3 separate regions of the Mus musculus genome follow, and all the other regions are linked to region 3. The links are chromatin loops, found by intact Hi-C in ENCODE. Cell type or tissue: heart. All regions are shown on one strand.

What was found. Peaks named below come from ENCODE experiments on the same cell type or tissue, not always from the same donor. Only the 100,000 strongest peaks of a DNase experiment are listed, where the experiment ranks them.
Region 1: it touches region 3 in a loop (2.7-fold over the local background); 14 of 42 quality-filtered maps call a loop at or near these places.
Region 2: it touches region 3 in a loop (2.3-fold over the local background); 10 of 42 quality-filtered maps call a loop at or near these places.

The regions. Positions count from the first base shown.
Region 1 is chr7:110,724,259-110,729,258 of GRCm38, forward strand. No RefSeq gene overlaps it. Among named protein-coding and RNA genes, the nearest start is that of Gm39068, 13 kb to the right of the region's middle. In heart, CTCF peaks have their summits at 3,005 (motif pointing right) and 4,740 (motif pointing right); no DNase peak of the experiment used is centred here.
Region 2 is chr7:111,013,210-111,018,209 of GRCm38, forward strand. No RefSeq gene overlaps it. Among named protein-coding and RNA genes, the nearest start is that of Ctr9, 13 kb to the right of the region's middle. In heart, a CTCF peak has its summit at 1,929 (motif pointing left); a DNase peak (open chromatin) is centred at 1,912; H3K27ac peaks cover 380 bases.
Region 3 is chr7:110,927,852-110,932,851 of GRCm38, forward strand. Mrvi1 (MRV integration site 1) reads right to left here. Exons shown (of 21, transcript NM_194464.3): 3 at 1,627-1,727; 4 at 1-20. Among named protein-coding and RNA genes, the nearest start is that of Gm16336, 25 kb to the left of the region's middle. In heart, a CTCF peak has its summit at 2,791 (motif pointing left); a DNase peak (open chromatin) is centred at 2,790; H3K27ac peaks cover 410 bases.

The DNA of each region.
Region 1 (5,000 bases), 200 kb before region 3:
TTTTTTTTAGTTCTTTTTTTAAATTGGGTATTTATTTCATTTACATTTCCAGTGCTATCCCAAAAGTCCCCCACATGCTCCCCCACACACTCCCCCACCCTCCCACTCCCACTTCTTGGCCCTGGCATTCCCCTGTACTGAGGCATATAAAGTTTGCATGACCAATGGGCCTCTCTTTCCACTGATGGCCTAGTCGATGACACGAGCTCGGGGGGAGGGGAGGATTGGTTAGTTCATATTGTTGTTCCACCTATAGGATTGCAGATCCCTTCAGCTCCTTGGGTACTTTCTCTAGCTCCTCCATTGGGGGCCCTGTGTTCCATCCAATAGCTGACTGTGAGCATCCACTTCTGTGTTTGCCAGGCCTTGGCATAGTCTCACAAGAGACAGCCATATCTGGGTCCTTTCAGCAAAATCTTGCTAGTATATGCAATGGTGTCAGTGTTTGGAAGCTGATTATGGGATGGATCCCCGGATATGGCAGTCTCTAGATGGTTCATCCTTTCGTCTCAGCTCCAAACTTTGTCTCTGTAACTCCTTCCATGGGTGTTTTGTTCCCAATTCTAAGAAGGGGCAAAGTGTCCATCCTTTGGTCTTTGTTCTTTTTTAGTTTCATGCGTTTAGCAAATTGTATCTTATATCTTGGGTATTCTAAGTTTCTGGGCTAATATCCACTTATCAGTGAGTACATACTGTGCGAGTTCTTTTGTGATTGGGTTACCTCACTCAGGATAATGCCCTCCAGGTCCAACCATTTGCCTAGGAATTTCATAAATTCATTCTTTTTAATAGCTGAGTAGTACTCCATTGTGTAAATGTACCTTTATTTTCTGTATCCATTCCTCTGTTGAGGGGCATCTGGGTTCTTTCCAGCTTCTGGCTATTATAAATAAGGCTGCTATGAACATAGTGGAGCATGTGTCCTTCTTATCAGTTGAAACATCTTCTGGATATATGCCCAGGAGAGGTATTGCGGGATCCTCCGGTAGTACTATGTCCAATTTTCTGAGGAACTGCCAGACTGATTTCCAGAGTTGTTGTACAAGCTTGCAATCCCACCAACAATGGAGGAGTGTTCCTCTTTCTCCACATCCACGCCAGCATCTGCTGTCACCTGAATTTTTGATCTTAGCCATTCTGACTGGTGTGAGGTGGAATCTCAGGGTTGTTTTGATTTGCATTTCCCTGATGATTAAGGATGCCAGTTTGGCATTTGTTGACTTTTTATAACCAGAAATTTAATATGGGATAGAGAACCCAGGATAATATTCATGTCCTGAAAGACCAAAGCAACAAGGCTATGACCCCTTCAGATCTCCTTGGATGGAGGGGTCCCTGGGATCACTTGTAGGTGCCCACTGTGCAATTGAACAGGACTCATGGATCCTGACACTAACATCCTGGTGACCCACGACAAGTGCTCCACAACTCCAGGGTGTGACCAGAGCCAGTTCCTCTGGACACTGGTGCCCTTGTCTTGTCTTAATACAGGGATCTCTGGCTAGGAAGAGGTTGGCTAACTGTTGCCAACCACATGGCCCAAAATAAGTCTGCTCATGGTTCAGGGAAGGGGGATTAGGTAGACACCAAGACTTGGACTTGCTGAGGATGCTGCAGGAGGGCTTCTTCTGGAGTCCCACTCAGAAACGAAGGTTGAGCGGGAAACCCTGAACACCTTGTCATGCATCCTAGCATCAAGTTTCCTTCCCCCGTTCTAGCATAACCTCTGACGTCACTTCTCCAATGGACACATGGGGCTCTATCAGGGAGATTGAGACAGGGAGTCTGGGGCTTCTGGCCTGCCGAGGCTCCCAAGAGTGTCAGAGCAAAGATGAGAGGTTCTGGAGTACCAGAACATTCCATAGAGATTCTACAGCTTGCTCAGTTTTTTTTTTTTCAGAGTGGAATCTACTGTCTTCATTTCAGATGCAATTCCGGTGTCCCCCAGTTTTCCCGTGTGCACTCACGACCATCAACTTTGACTTGTTCTGATTTCCATACAGGTTAATTTTCTCTTAACAATACTCAGCATCCTAATCTGTTTTCTATTGATGTGATCAACCCCAGAAGGGTTTATTTGACTCACAATCTGATCACAGCTTATCATTGAGGGAGTCTGGTCAGGAACTCAAGTAGGAGGAGAGGCAGGGACCATCCAGGAAAGCGGCCTACCAGCTTGCTTCCCATGATGCACTCATCTTGCTTCTTACACAGTCCAGGGTCACCTTCCCAGCGTCTCCTTACTCATAGTGGGCTGGATCCTTCCACAGCAATGATTAACTACATCAGTGTCCTATAGACTTGCCTATAGTCCAATTTGATGGAGGATTTTTCTCGGTTGAGGCTTCCTCTTATCAGGTGACCTTAGTGTGTGTCAAGGTGACAAAAAACTACCCAGCATACATAAATACCTTGAAACGAATGCTTGATCTATGACCTGAAGAAAAGATGGTATTTTTGTTGTTGTTGTTGTTGTTCTCTTTCTGTGACCACTTGTTCTGTGTTGTGGCTAGTGAAGAAAAGGTGGGGTCTCTGCCTAGACAAAGAGGGTGTGGCAAGTGTTTATGGTCCAGCATAGCTCTTTCCTTTTTATGTTTCAAGAGGACCCCAAATTCCTTGAGTGCCTGAGACCTAGAGTCTGCCTCTTTGCATCAAATTGCTGAAAAGATGGGTGTATTCCTCCCAGGTTCTCTCTCCTTTCTCTCCTAATGTCTCTCAGGTTTTGGAAGTGGTTTAGTGATCAAGGGTGGTCTCACTGGCTAACACAGGTGGAACTTGGCTCGTGATGTAGTAATGAAGATGAAGGGAGAGAGACAGATGGAAGCCCTGGAGTGGAGCCACAGGCTCGACCTCCCCAGGGACTGCAGGATAGCTATGTTGGGAGGATGCCTATGAAGGCATTCATCCCAGCCAGAGCCCATGGTAAACACAATGCTGAGTAACAAGGATGATAGACACAATGCCTGTATCTCATTTTCCTCTTGAGAGGCATATACAATAATGACCACTAGGGGGCAGGAGGGCCCTCTTTAGTAAGACAGCTTGCTAGTCAGAGCTGAAATTTCTCTCCTGGTCTCAGGGCCTGTGAACCCTCACTGCTTCCAGTTCATAGCTCACAGAGAGTAAGAGAATATAGGTATGGCACTTGGGGCCAGCTGAAGGGAATCTGGAGGTACCTGTATGGGGCGTAGTGAAAAAGATTCCATTGTGCTTATAATTAAAATACAAAGTAAAGGAAAATCTTAGGTATTGAATTTGTATAAACGTCGAAATGAAAGAATCACAATCATTTTACCACTAAACATGAGCCTGCTACAATCCAAACCTATTAGTATCTTATTACAGGCTTGAAGTGGCAATGTGAATGCTTCAAAATATCCTGGAGCATCGCTGACACGGAATTTTCTTTGAACAAATTGGTGAAACAAAACTTACAAGCAGGGGCTAGAGAGGTGGCTCAGTGGTTAGGAGCTCATCCTGTTCTTGAAGAGGACCTGAATTTGGTTCTTAGTACCTCTGTCAGGTGACTCACATCTGTAATTCTAGCTCTCGGGGGACCCTGAGCCTTTGGCCTCCGTGGACACCCTCACACAAATACACATAATTAAAAAAATTTTTTTTAATTTATAAGTAACTTTTTTTTTGGTTTTTTTGAGACAGGGTTTCTCTGTGTAGCCCTGGCTGTCCTGGAACTCACTCTGTAGTCCAGGCTGGCCTCGAACTCAGAAATCTGCCTGCCCCTGCCTCCCAAGTGCTGAGATTAAAGGCGTGCGTCACCATTGCCCGGCCAAGTAACATTTTTTTTGGCAAGGTATTGCTGCATATCTATGATTTGCCTGGAGCTCAATATTTAGACCAGGCTGGCCTTGAACTCACAGAGATCTGCCTGCCTTTACCTCCCCAGTGCTACAAATACATTTATAACCACTCAAAAGTCTATAGTGGTTGAAGTTGTATTTGAAGGTTATTAGAGCTTTCTCTTCTCATTTTTTTTCATCACACACACTTGACATTTCTTGTGAGAGGCATTGCATATTTGCCCACCAAATCTTTCCTGTTCAAATTCATACCATGGTGGTTATCTGTTGACTTATGGAACACATATTTGATTGTGGAATATCTGCCTTAAGACCCTCCCCTGAGGCGAGGGAAGACCACACAGCCGGCACCTAGAGAAAGAAACTCTTATCCTGCTGCTCATGAGGAGTTCTGACTTGTGCCTTCAGACCTGACATGACTCTGCCTTTCCCTCACAAACAAAAGCAGACGTGTCCTGTCTGGTATTGATACAACATGGGTGAATCTCAGAAAACATTATCCTGACTGAAGGAAGCCAGACACAAAAAGTGCAGGCTGTGTGATTCAATTTACTTGAAGTTTTAGGAAAGGAATAACAAATTTGTACTGATAGAAAGCAGATGAATATTTGTCTGGGTCAGAAGCAGGGGGGCGGGGGGAGAAGAGGTGACTACAGAGAGGCTCATGGGACACGGAGAGGACACAACAACCTTCTTCCTGAAGGCTGATTTCAATTCATGGAATTTCCATGGGTCACAAAATTATTTTCCCCCTTTCTTCCTTCCCTCTTTTTCCTCCTGAGAGGATCCCATGTGCTCAGCATGGCCTCAAACTTGTGCAATTGAGGATGATCTTGAATTCTTTAATTTTTTAAAAAAAATTTACGTCTATGGATGTTTTGCCTGCATGTGTCTGTCTGTACCATAAACATATCAAGGTGGCCAGAAGAGGGCATCAGATCCCCTGCTGCTGCAGTTCCAGACCATTAGTAAGTCACCATATTGGTGTTAGAAGTCCAGTCTGGCGCCTCTGGAAGAGCAGCAAGTGCTCTTAACCACTGAGCCAACTCTCCAGCCCTGACCTTGAACTCTTGGCCCTCCTGCCTCCACCGCCCACATGCTGGATTGGTTCCAGGAGTGCACCACCACCCTGGGTTTAAATGATTCATGCAGTTCTGGGGCTCAAACCCCAGTATCCTGTAA
Region 2 (5,000 bases), 85 kb after region 3:
AGCCCCAGCCCCAGCCCCAGCCCCAGCCCCAGCCCCAGCCCAGAACTGGCTTTCTAAGGTCCACCTTGCCTGTCCTACTCACCACAATGAGAACCTACTATAAGGCCCTCTTCCCTGCTTCCTCCACCACTCTGGTGAAAGTCAGATAAAGTCAGATACAAGAACTTTTGAGGTCTTAGTTCTTCATTACCCTTTTCTCCTCCAAAGAGCCTACCCAAAGCAGATCACATGAACAGTCTGAGTTCAATCAAGGCCGTTCCCTCCTGGAGAGGCACCCACAAGCTTTTGAGCCAAAGAACCCTAGACGGGAGGCTGAGCTCCACTCTGTGTTGAGCAGAAGGCATCCTCTCTGAGACATCTTCATAATCCATCTTCCAAGCAGGGTAAGTAATGCTCACCCTCAGAGTGGCTAGAGAGATTGGAGGGAGGAGCAGGGTGACAGCAAAGATTTTCCGCCCTCCAAATCCAAAGGCACTGGCCTGACTCTCATCTCGGCCTCTACAAAATATTAAGATCCACTTAGAGAGCCAGTCTTCCCCAGGGTTTGAATTGTGTCACTCTCTTTAGAAGAGAGAGAGAGAGAGGCTGCCATCCATCCTGGTTTAAGCACAACTGTCTTCTCCTACATGAAGTTCCATGAACTGCACACAGTGCCTTGTGGTCACACTAAGGATCAAGAGACCAAAAGGAAAGGAGGGAAAGCAGAGGCTGGGCCTGTTCCCGGCCTTCATCAAGAGCTCCGACGGGAGCTGCTTCTCACTGAGAATCCTGGATATAAGAAACAGAAAAGCCCAATATGAACGAATTAAAGACACACGGCAATGTGGTATCAGAACCTAAAGTCGAGAGGTGGCATAGGCTGTCCCAAGGCTCCAAATACTGGGGTGGTGGAAAACCACTGCCAGCTCTGTCTGCAAGCCTCTTGTCTGCACATCTCCATCAGCGTTTTCTGACTTGGCCTTTTCTTGGGGGTAACAGAGCAGCAGCCGACAGCTTCCACAGCTACTTCCTCCCTCATTCACTCTTAGAACAGCTGCAGCCACCAAGGCGATGTAGAGGGGCTGAGGTTGTGTTGGTACCATTAGCTGAGAGTTGGTTTGATCCTAGACTTAAATCACACTGTTGCTCTCTCTGCACACGGACATGGAGGTGAGAAAGAGGAACTTGGAATGTATCCATAAAACCCACTGCAGAGCCCCACCCCCTGGTGTGTTAGACTGTGAGTTAGTATGTATGCATGATAGGTCGTGGGTAGCAGGTGTATGCCTTTGAGCACATGAGTGAATGTTACATGGATGATATGTGCACATAAGTACATGCACGTGGCTTGTGGATTTATGTTGTGGTTCACATTTATGCAAAGTGTGTGAATTGAGAAACCAAAATCAGTTTCCATGCAAGACCTTGCACTCTGGTCACTGCTGCTGTGGCCTCGATGGCCCCCAATGACCTGCTGCAAAATCCCCTTCCCCAGCAGCACCTGTGACAGGTTGGACATATAAAACAAACACTAAAACCTGCTGAAAGAGAGAGAGAGAGAGAGAGAGAGAGAGAGAGAGAGAGAGAGAGAGAGAAGGAAAACTAGTTTAGAGAACGAAAGAAAGTTATTTCCAACCATGTATGTCCTGGGACCAGCACTTTAACCCTTCCTAGCTCCCTGCCTGGCTGAAGCAAAAAGGGCCCCAAATCCCACTTGTAGTCACTACATCCAAGTGTGAGGCAGCCCCGTTGTCACATCCACCTCCACCCGTCTTCCCACCTTATTTTTCTTTTTCCCAGGGACCCACAGGAAGACACTGGCACTCAGTGCTGTATCAGCAGATCTCAACACTCTGTCTTGACTCTTGTAAGCACCAAGTTCAGCTGAGATCTAGAGAAGCCCATGCAATGGCCGGAAGTCCCTGCTTTGCATGGCCCTCTGCTGCCCCCTGCTGGACTATACAGCCTCTGGCTCCCCAGCAACTACCCATTCATCGACCCTAAAACAAGGCTCACCAACACTTCACCCACCCAACACTACTCACTATGCTGGATCCTGTGAAAAGTCACCTTTCTTTTTTTTTTTTTTTTATTACGTATTTTCCTCAATTACATTTCCAATGCTATCCCAAAAGTCCCCCACACCCTCCCCCACCCCCACTCCCCTACCCACCCATTCCCAATTTTTTGGCCCTGGCGTTCCCCTGTACTGGGGCATATAAAGTTTGCCTGTCCAATGGGCCTCTCTTTCCAGTGATGGCCGACTAGGCCATCTTTTGATACATATGCAGCTAGAGTCAAGAGCTCTGGGGTACTAGTGAAAAGTCACCTTCTTGTTCCAAGGATCCTGTCCTTGATTTGTTTCTAAAAAAACCAAAAAGGTAAAGATGGGGTAAGGCTACTTTACAGAGTCACAGTCGAGTTAAAGAGTGTAGCCATTCCTGAATCAAACTTACTGTATGCCTGCTGTTTGCTAGATACTATGTCAGAACCAAGGAAAGGAAAGAAACAAAAAAAGGAACAATCCTTGGTGCTTCTTGCCCTGAATCAACACAGCAGTGAGTCAGGCTGACAATTAAAAAAACAAACAGACCTGCAGTGGGGTGGGAGGGTAAGGGGGCACTGGACAGGGAGAGGCAAGGAGCCAGGAGAGATGAAGCCAGAAGCGCATTGGGGCCAGGCTGTCCTGTAAAAGCACAGGAGGCCACAGAAGGCTGCAAAGGAAGACTGGGAGATGGTGCCTGTCCCTCTTTCTGCCCGCCCCTGGTGGACCCCTCCAGGCTCTGGGAACCGGCATCCCTCAGGGTCTGTCTCCTGCTCTTTTCTGTCTACATTTCTTGCCCCATTGTCGTGATTCTAAACAAGATCTGTATGGTGGCTGGTGTCTCCGTGTAGACCTCTCTGCAGACTGCAGATGAAATAAACACTTTTCTGCCTACATGTGGGTTTCCTAGGCACCCGCCCTCTTTATTTTAACTTTTTGGTTAGTACACAGAGAGGAATCACACTGTGATGTGTTCATACACATTCCTTGTTTCTCTGCCCCACATACACTGCCCCCCCATGCACAAAGCCCCATTCGCTGGTCCCTTTCCTTCCCACATGGTCCCCATTCTGTGACACTATATTCCATGGTCATCTTCCCACCTTCCATCCTCTTCTCTCATGGTCTCATTTCTTCTTTCATGTCATACACACACACACCATATATACACACAAATTTTTTTCTCTAGATTTTGTTTGTATCAAGTGAAAATACATAGTACTTGTCTTTCTCTGGCTAATTTTGCTTAACACAATGGTCTCTAGTTCCATCTACTTTTCTGAAAATGTCATAATTTCATTCTTTACAACTAAACCTAATCCCACTGTGTATCCGTACATTTCCGTCTCCGTGAACCTGTTGATGGGCGTCAAGGGTGGCTTCACTACCTGGCTGTTGGGACTACAGCAGAGGAAGCCTGGATGTACAAGTGTCTCTGAGGTACAGTGAGCTTTTTAATAAAAACCCAGCCCAGCAAGGTCCCAGCGCCTTTCTCCTGTAACTCACCCCATCTCAGCAAATCCAATACTCTCTGAGATCTTAGAATGTCAATAAGCCCAAATGCGGTGTTAAGTCCTTCAGTGTTCCTTGAGCCACCGGCATTTTAAACACATGTGTTTAGGTGGCTAGGTGAACGGTTCAGAAAGGCTGTGCATGGCAAGGCGCTTCAGGAATTAGCCTCCGTTCCTTCCTGCTCTCACTCTGCACCCAGTCTTGACTTCCCTTCCTTTCTTTCTCCACTGCTCACACAAATGATCAACACCTTCCCGGGCCTGGTCCACACCAGGTGTGGCTCTCTCGGTCCTCCCACCACCCTCCACATGACAGTCAGAATGTCATTGCTATTCTTTGGGAATCTGCAGCTTGTCACACACACCACACCCCCACGCTTCAAATCTAGAGGTTTTACCAAATCTGGCCCACATTGCTAGAGAGATGGCTCAGCTACTAAGAGCACTTGTGGCTCTTACTGTGGATCTGAGTTTGGATGACAGCATCCACACAACAACTCACAATCATCTGTAACTCCAGTCTCAAGGAATGCAACTTTCTTCTAACCTTCCTGGACATAAGGCACATGCATGATACACAAACATACATGCAGGCAAAATACTCATGCACATAAAACAAAATAAATAGTCTAAAAATGCATTTTAATCTAGCCTTCTTTCCAAAACATCTCATCCTTTTTTCCCTGTTTCCCATGCTCATGACACGGGTCCTTCATAGTCCCTTCAAACAGGAACTGGAATTGTCTCCTGCCTTCTCTTCAGGCATGCCACTTCTTTACCCAGGACACTCCTGTCTGCTCTTTATGAAGCTGACTGTGTCTTATTCACCTAGCTAACAAGACCTCCCCTGTCTCCTCTATACCAACTGTCTTCCCATACCAAGATGGACTTTGAAGTTCCAACCAATAAACAGGTTACAGGAAGAAAGTACTAAAGCCAAAGAAAAATCAGCACTCAACCCAAATAGCAGGTGTACTGTACAGGGAAAGTGTCAAAACAGGGCTAAGGAGGGGTGGGGTGCCATCGCCAAAGCCCAGCCCAGCCCTGAGTAGCCTCCACTGTTCAGAACCTAGAGACGAGGCAGCTGCCTGCCACCTTTGAGGTTACATGAGTTCTTGTCTCACTCATTACCTCCCACAGTCACTCCAGATGAAAGAATGTTCAGATGGAGACACTAACTCATAAAGTCACTTAAAATGCAAATTATTTTATTACCAATCCAAGAAAAATAAAGGCTCTTCTGAGATGACTATAAAACCCAGGGGCCTTAAAGAGAGACACCAATAAATTTGCACAAATAGCAATATTATTTGGGTCTAAAAAGAGAAGTTCACTCAAAAGACTAACTTCCAAACCAGAGAAAAATATATCTTAGAACAAACTTGTCAAAAGAGTTCTTTCCTTAAATAAACAGAACTGATATAAATGAGTTTTTTTTTAAAGAAGCCAATAGAAAGCCATGCCAA
Region 3 (5,000 bases):
TCCGGTGAGGGCTGGGAGCCCTGAAAGACAGACCATGGTCATCCTGTTAGGAAATCTACTCAGAGATGGACAAATGAGATGACTGTACAGACTCTCAGGGTCACCCCAGAGCATCATCTATGGCACACACAAGGGTCCTCTGACTGTCACCTTGGGAGCATGTTAGATGGTTGAATTCCCAGGCTGTACCCCAGTCTCCCACATCAGAGCCCCTGGGAGGACTAATGGCTCAACAAGTCACTACGCCATTCTGCTGCCCACTCAAGCTATCCAAGCCCACTCTCAAGGGATGGAACCTTACTTACTACAGGAGTTACTCTCTATAAGGACCCGGACTTTAGAGCTATCTTGTGGGAGCCTTACCAAACATACATGGGGGGTCTGGTAGAGACACAGATAATCTGTTTTTGAAAGAGAAAATAAAAGCACAGTTTCACTGCCCTGCAAAACACGGAGCTCCTTTTAACGACGTATTTTAATTATATATGTGTGTGCCTGTGTGTGCAGATGCATATGGAGGCGAGAGGCATCAGGTTCTCCTGGGACTGGAGTTACAGGTGCTTGGGAGTCACCTGATTTGGGTAGTGAGAACCAGTCTCAGGTCCTCTGCAAGAGCAGTGTGTGCTCTTGACTACTGAGTCAACTCTCCAGCCCCATGAAGCTGCCTTATGTCTGACTTAACCCTTTTATTTGGCTTTTTCCACCCCCTCTCACATTGATTATGCAAGTATATTCATTTCTTATATCCTCCTTGGTATTCACTCTGCTCTTAATTAACAGATGAAGATGCTCACTCTGTCCTATGATAATTACCCTCTTACATGTGGTGTTGCCTGTCAACCCCAGGCCTTGTTGCACTTGCTAGGCAAGCACCTTCCCACTGACCTGTATCCCCAGCCCCGAGGATTATCTTTTAAACTTATTAAAAGTGATATCTAGACAACCTTATTCCAGCTAGATCAATTCACGGACCCCTGGTGAGGGGAACAGGGGCAGTGACATCCCTGTGATGGTGATGCACTGTCCCTCCCAAAGGTTCCATGAGGGACCTGCTTTGGCCACAACAGGATCCTATAGTTAAAGATCCACACCTTCCAGGCTTCTGTGGGAATTCCTGGGCTGATATTATGGAAGGTTTTCATGCTATGATGTCTTTGATTTTCTTAAAATCTAGCAGTGTGTACAGGGCCAAATCCAAGAGTAAGAACAACATTTTGGGAAAGAAGATAATGGTGAAAAAATCCTAGGTTCTCTTTCCCATTTTGAAAAACTGCTTGATAATGTGGACTTTTATTTTTGAGATAAAGTTTCTTGTATCCCAGGGTGGATTTGAACCCCTCATATAACCAAGGATGACCTTGCACTTCTGATCCTCTTGCTTCCTCATGATTTCTGGGGTTACAGGTGTGCCCCCACCATGCCCAGGTTAGGTGATACTGAGAATCAAACCCAAGACCTAACACAAACTTAGCAAGAAGTACTCTACAAACTAAGCCATATCCCCAGCCCTCTTTGACAGCATCTTCATCGATAAAGTGATTCAGAGAAAAAGAAAGAAGAAAGTGTTTCTAGAAATGCAGCTATTTGATCCCCACAAAGCATTGCTCGTCCGCCTGGGCTGCATACCTGTTGACTAGGTTTTTGTCAGTCTCTCCTTCAGGTGAACTGGCATCCCCCGTCAGGACGATTGTGGGAGGGCTGGGAAATGGTCCTGCAGAGGGAGAGTCCTGGTGGTTTCGAGCAAAACACAAATGGAGTTAGGCCTGGGCTGAGTTGGGGACATGCAGGGCCTGGAACTGCGGCATTTCCAACAGTGTGACTCCCAAGGCCATTGTCACAGGTCACCAACTCTGTATGTTGGTTTGTCTGTTTCAGCTTCATTAAGATATAACTCAGAAATGGAAATCACATATATTCAAAGTGTGATATTTGCTGTGAGTGTAGAGTGTGACATGGCTACAGATGAATTAATGAACATACTGACTAACTCAGTTTCCCTCTCCCTCTCCCTCTCCCTCTCTGTCTCTCCCCATCCCTCCCCGCCTTTCTCCCTACATGTGGGGGTATGTGCTGCCATGTGGGTGCCAGGAATCAAAGCCATGCTCTTAACTGCTGAGCCATCTCCCCAGCCCCTTGTTTCCTGCTTTTGGAACAGCCCTTTAAACCAGCACTTCTTAGAGCCCGTGGTGGAGCTTTAACAAATTCCCAGCATACATTGGTGCTGAAAAAGATTTTATTTTAATTCATTGACACTCTGACTACTTTCCAAAGCAATCAACAAGAACCAAGTGCTTGGCTCCCACTCATTTTCTTACAACTGAGTAATAAGAAATCCCAGGTTCATGTTTCTGCATAGGAACTGTGGTCCAAAGGATTCTAGCCTGGCCTGTTCCACTCATTCAGGCCTATGGACCCAAACACTTCTGCTGTGGCCTCTCAGGTGGTTCAGCCTGGCCTGCCTTACTGGAGTACAAGACATTGAGCTTTGGAATCTCTCTGACTCTCTTGTTCTTGCTCACGTGTGACTCTTGCCATGGGAAGGCTGAAATTCATTTTTCTACCCACAGTTCTATCACAGTTTTTTACCATGCCTGTGGTGGAGTTTTCACAAACTCCCAGCATGCACTGGTGCTGAAAGGGAGACTTTATTTTAATTCATTGACACTCTGACTACTTTCCAAATCAATCAACAAGAAAATTCAGCTAGAGAAACCTGAAAGCATAAAAATTCGGAGCTGATGGCTGTGAGTGCCCCTACGAGATAAAATGAGCACTTCCTCCCTCTAGTGGCCTATGGTTGGCACTAGGCTAAGCTGTTTGTCCTCACACCCTGTGGAGCTGTGACCCCTCTAGGACTGGCTTTGAGAAGTGCTGGCTTAAAGGCCTGTTCCAGAGCTTCATTCATTTCACCTCTCCAAGGACAGAAAAAGAGAATGAATCTTGAGACTGGACACCTGTACACATAAAACTAAATTTTACAGAAAGAGAGAAAAAACTGAGTTAACTTCTTTCTCCACCTCTTGTCCTCTCTCCTGGCCTTTACTTCACACATCACACACTCTGAACATCCACTTGTGTACCTTCCTGCCCAAGCCCTCCTTAGCCATCGCTTTATCTCTCCGTGTAGCCATTCATACATCTATCCACCAATGCATGCATTTATTTGTGTCTGTTCTCATCCACCCATCTCTATGGATCTACATAAATGCTTGTGTTCGTTCATGTCTCTTCCCCTGCCCACCTATTTATCCATATCCCTGTCTCTCCCTCACATTCATCCAACCCTCTCTCTAAACATCTTCTTTATCCATCAGTAAATTCATCCATAAACTCTTTCCCTGGATATCCATTGATTTATCCATTCATACATCTCTTATCCATTTATCTGCCTGTTCATCCCTTTCTGTCTCCCTATCTACTCACCAATTAACCATCCATTTATCCATTAATCTCTCCCATTCTGCCTGTCTTAGTCAGGGTTTCTATTCCTGCACAAAGATCATGGCCAAGAAGCAAGTTGGGGAGGAAAGGGTTTATTCGGCTTACACTTCCATACTGCTGTTCATCACCAAAGGAAGTCAGGACTGGAACTCAAGCAGGCCAGGGAGCAGGAGCTGATGCAGAGGCCATGGAGGGATGTTCTTTACTGGCTTGCCTCCCCTGGCTTGCTCAGCCTGCTCTCTTATGGAACCCAAGACTACCAGCCCAGAGATGGTCCCACCCACAAAGGGCCTTTCCCCCTTGATCACTAATTGAGAAAATGCCTTAGAGTTGGATCTCATGGAGGCATTTTCCTCAACTGAAGCTCCTTTCTCTGTGATAACCCCAGCTGTGTCAAGTTGACACAAAACTAGCCAGTACAATTGACCCCTTGTCAACTTGACACACAAGCACATCACTAGTAAGCCTCAACCCTTAATTTCTTATTCATCCCCAAGATCTAAACAACTTTAAAAGTCCCACAGTCTTTACATATTAAAAGTCAATCCCTTTAAAATGTCCAATATCTTCTAAAATCCAAAGTCTTTTTACAATTAAAAATCTCTTAACTGTGGGCTCCACTAAAATAGTTTCTTCCTTCAAGAGGGAAAATATCAGAGCATAGTCACAATCAAAAGCAAAAGTCAATCTCTAACCATCCAATGTCTGGGATCCAACTCACAATCTTCTGGGCTCCTCCAAGGGCTTGGGTCACTTCTCCAGCCATGCCCTTTGTAGCACACACGTCATTCTCTAGGCTCCAGATGCCTGGACTCCACTGCTGCTGCTGCTCTTGGTGGTCATCTCATGGTACTGGCATCTCCAAAACACTGCATGACCCCTTCAGTCCTGGGCCATCAATTGCAACTGAGGCTGGACTTTCACCAATGGCCTTCCATGGCCTCTCACAGTGCCAAGCCTCAGCTGCTCTGCTCAACTCCTTCATGCCTTCAAAACCAGTACCACCTGCGTGACCCTTACACATTACCAAGTCCAGCCACAGCACAAGGTACAACTTTGGCTATATCTGGAACACAGCCACTGTGCTCTCAGAAAACACTTCCCAGAAGATTTCACCTCAATGATGCTGGTCTCTTCTTAATCACCGCTAATTTCTTAGCTCCAGCTAACCAGCATCAATAGTTCCAGTAATGCAGTTTTTGCTTTGGTAGTTCTGGTATCTTGTTAATCACAGCTGATTCTTCAGCCCCAGCTAACCAGAACTACAGAATCTTCACAATCAAAACAGCAATGGCCCTGAAAAGAGTCTTTAATTTTCCCTCTGAAATTTCACAAGCCAGGCCTCCATCTTCTGCACTGTTATCAACATTATCTTCCAAGCTCCTACACAACATCCCACAGAGCTCTTAACAATGAATGGATCTTCAAGACCAAAGTTCCAAAGTCCTTCCACAGTCCTCCCCAAAACATGGTCAGGTTGTCTCAGGAATACCCCACTATGCTGGTACCAATTTGTCTTAGTCAGGGTTTCTATTCCTGCACAAAGATCATGGCCAAGA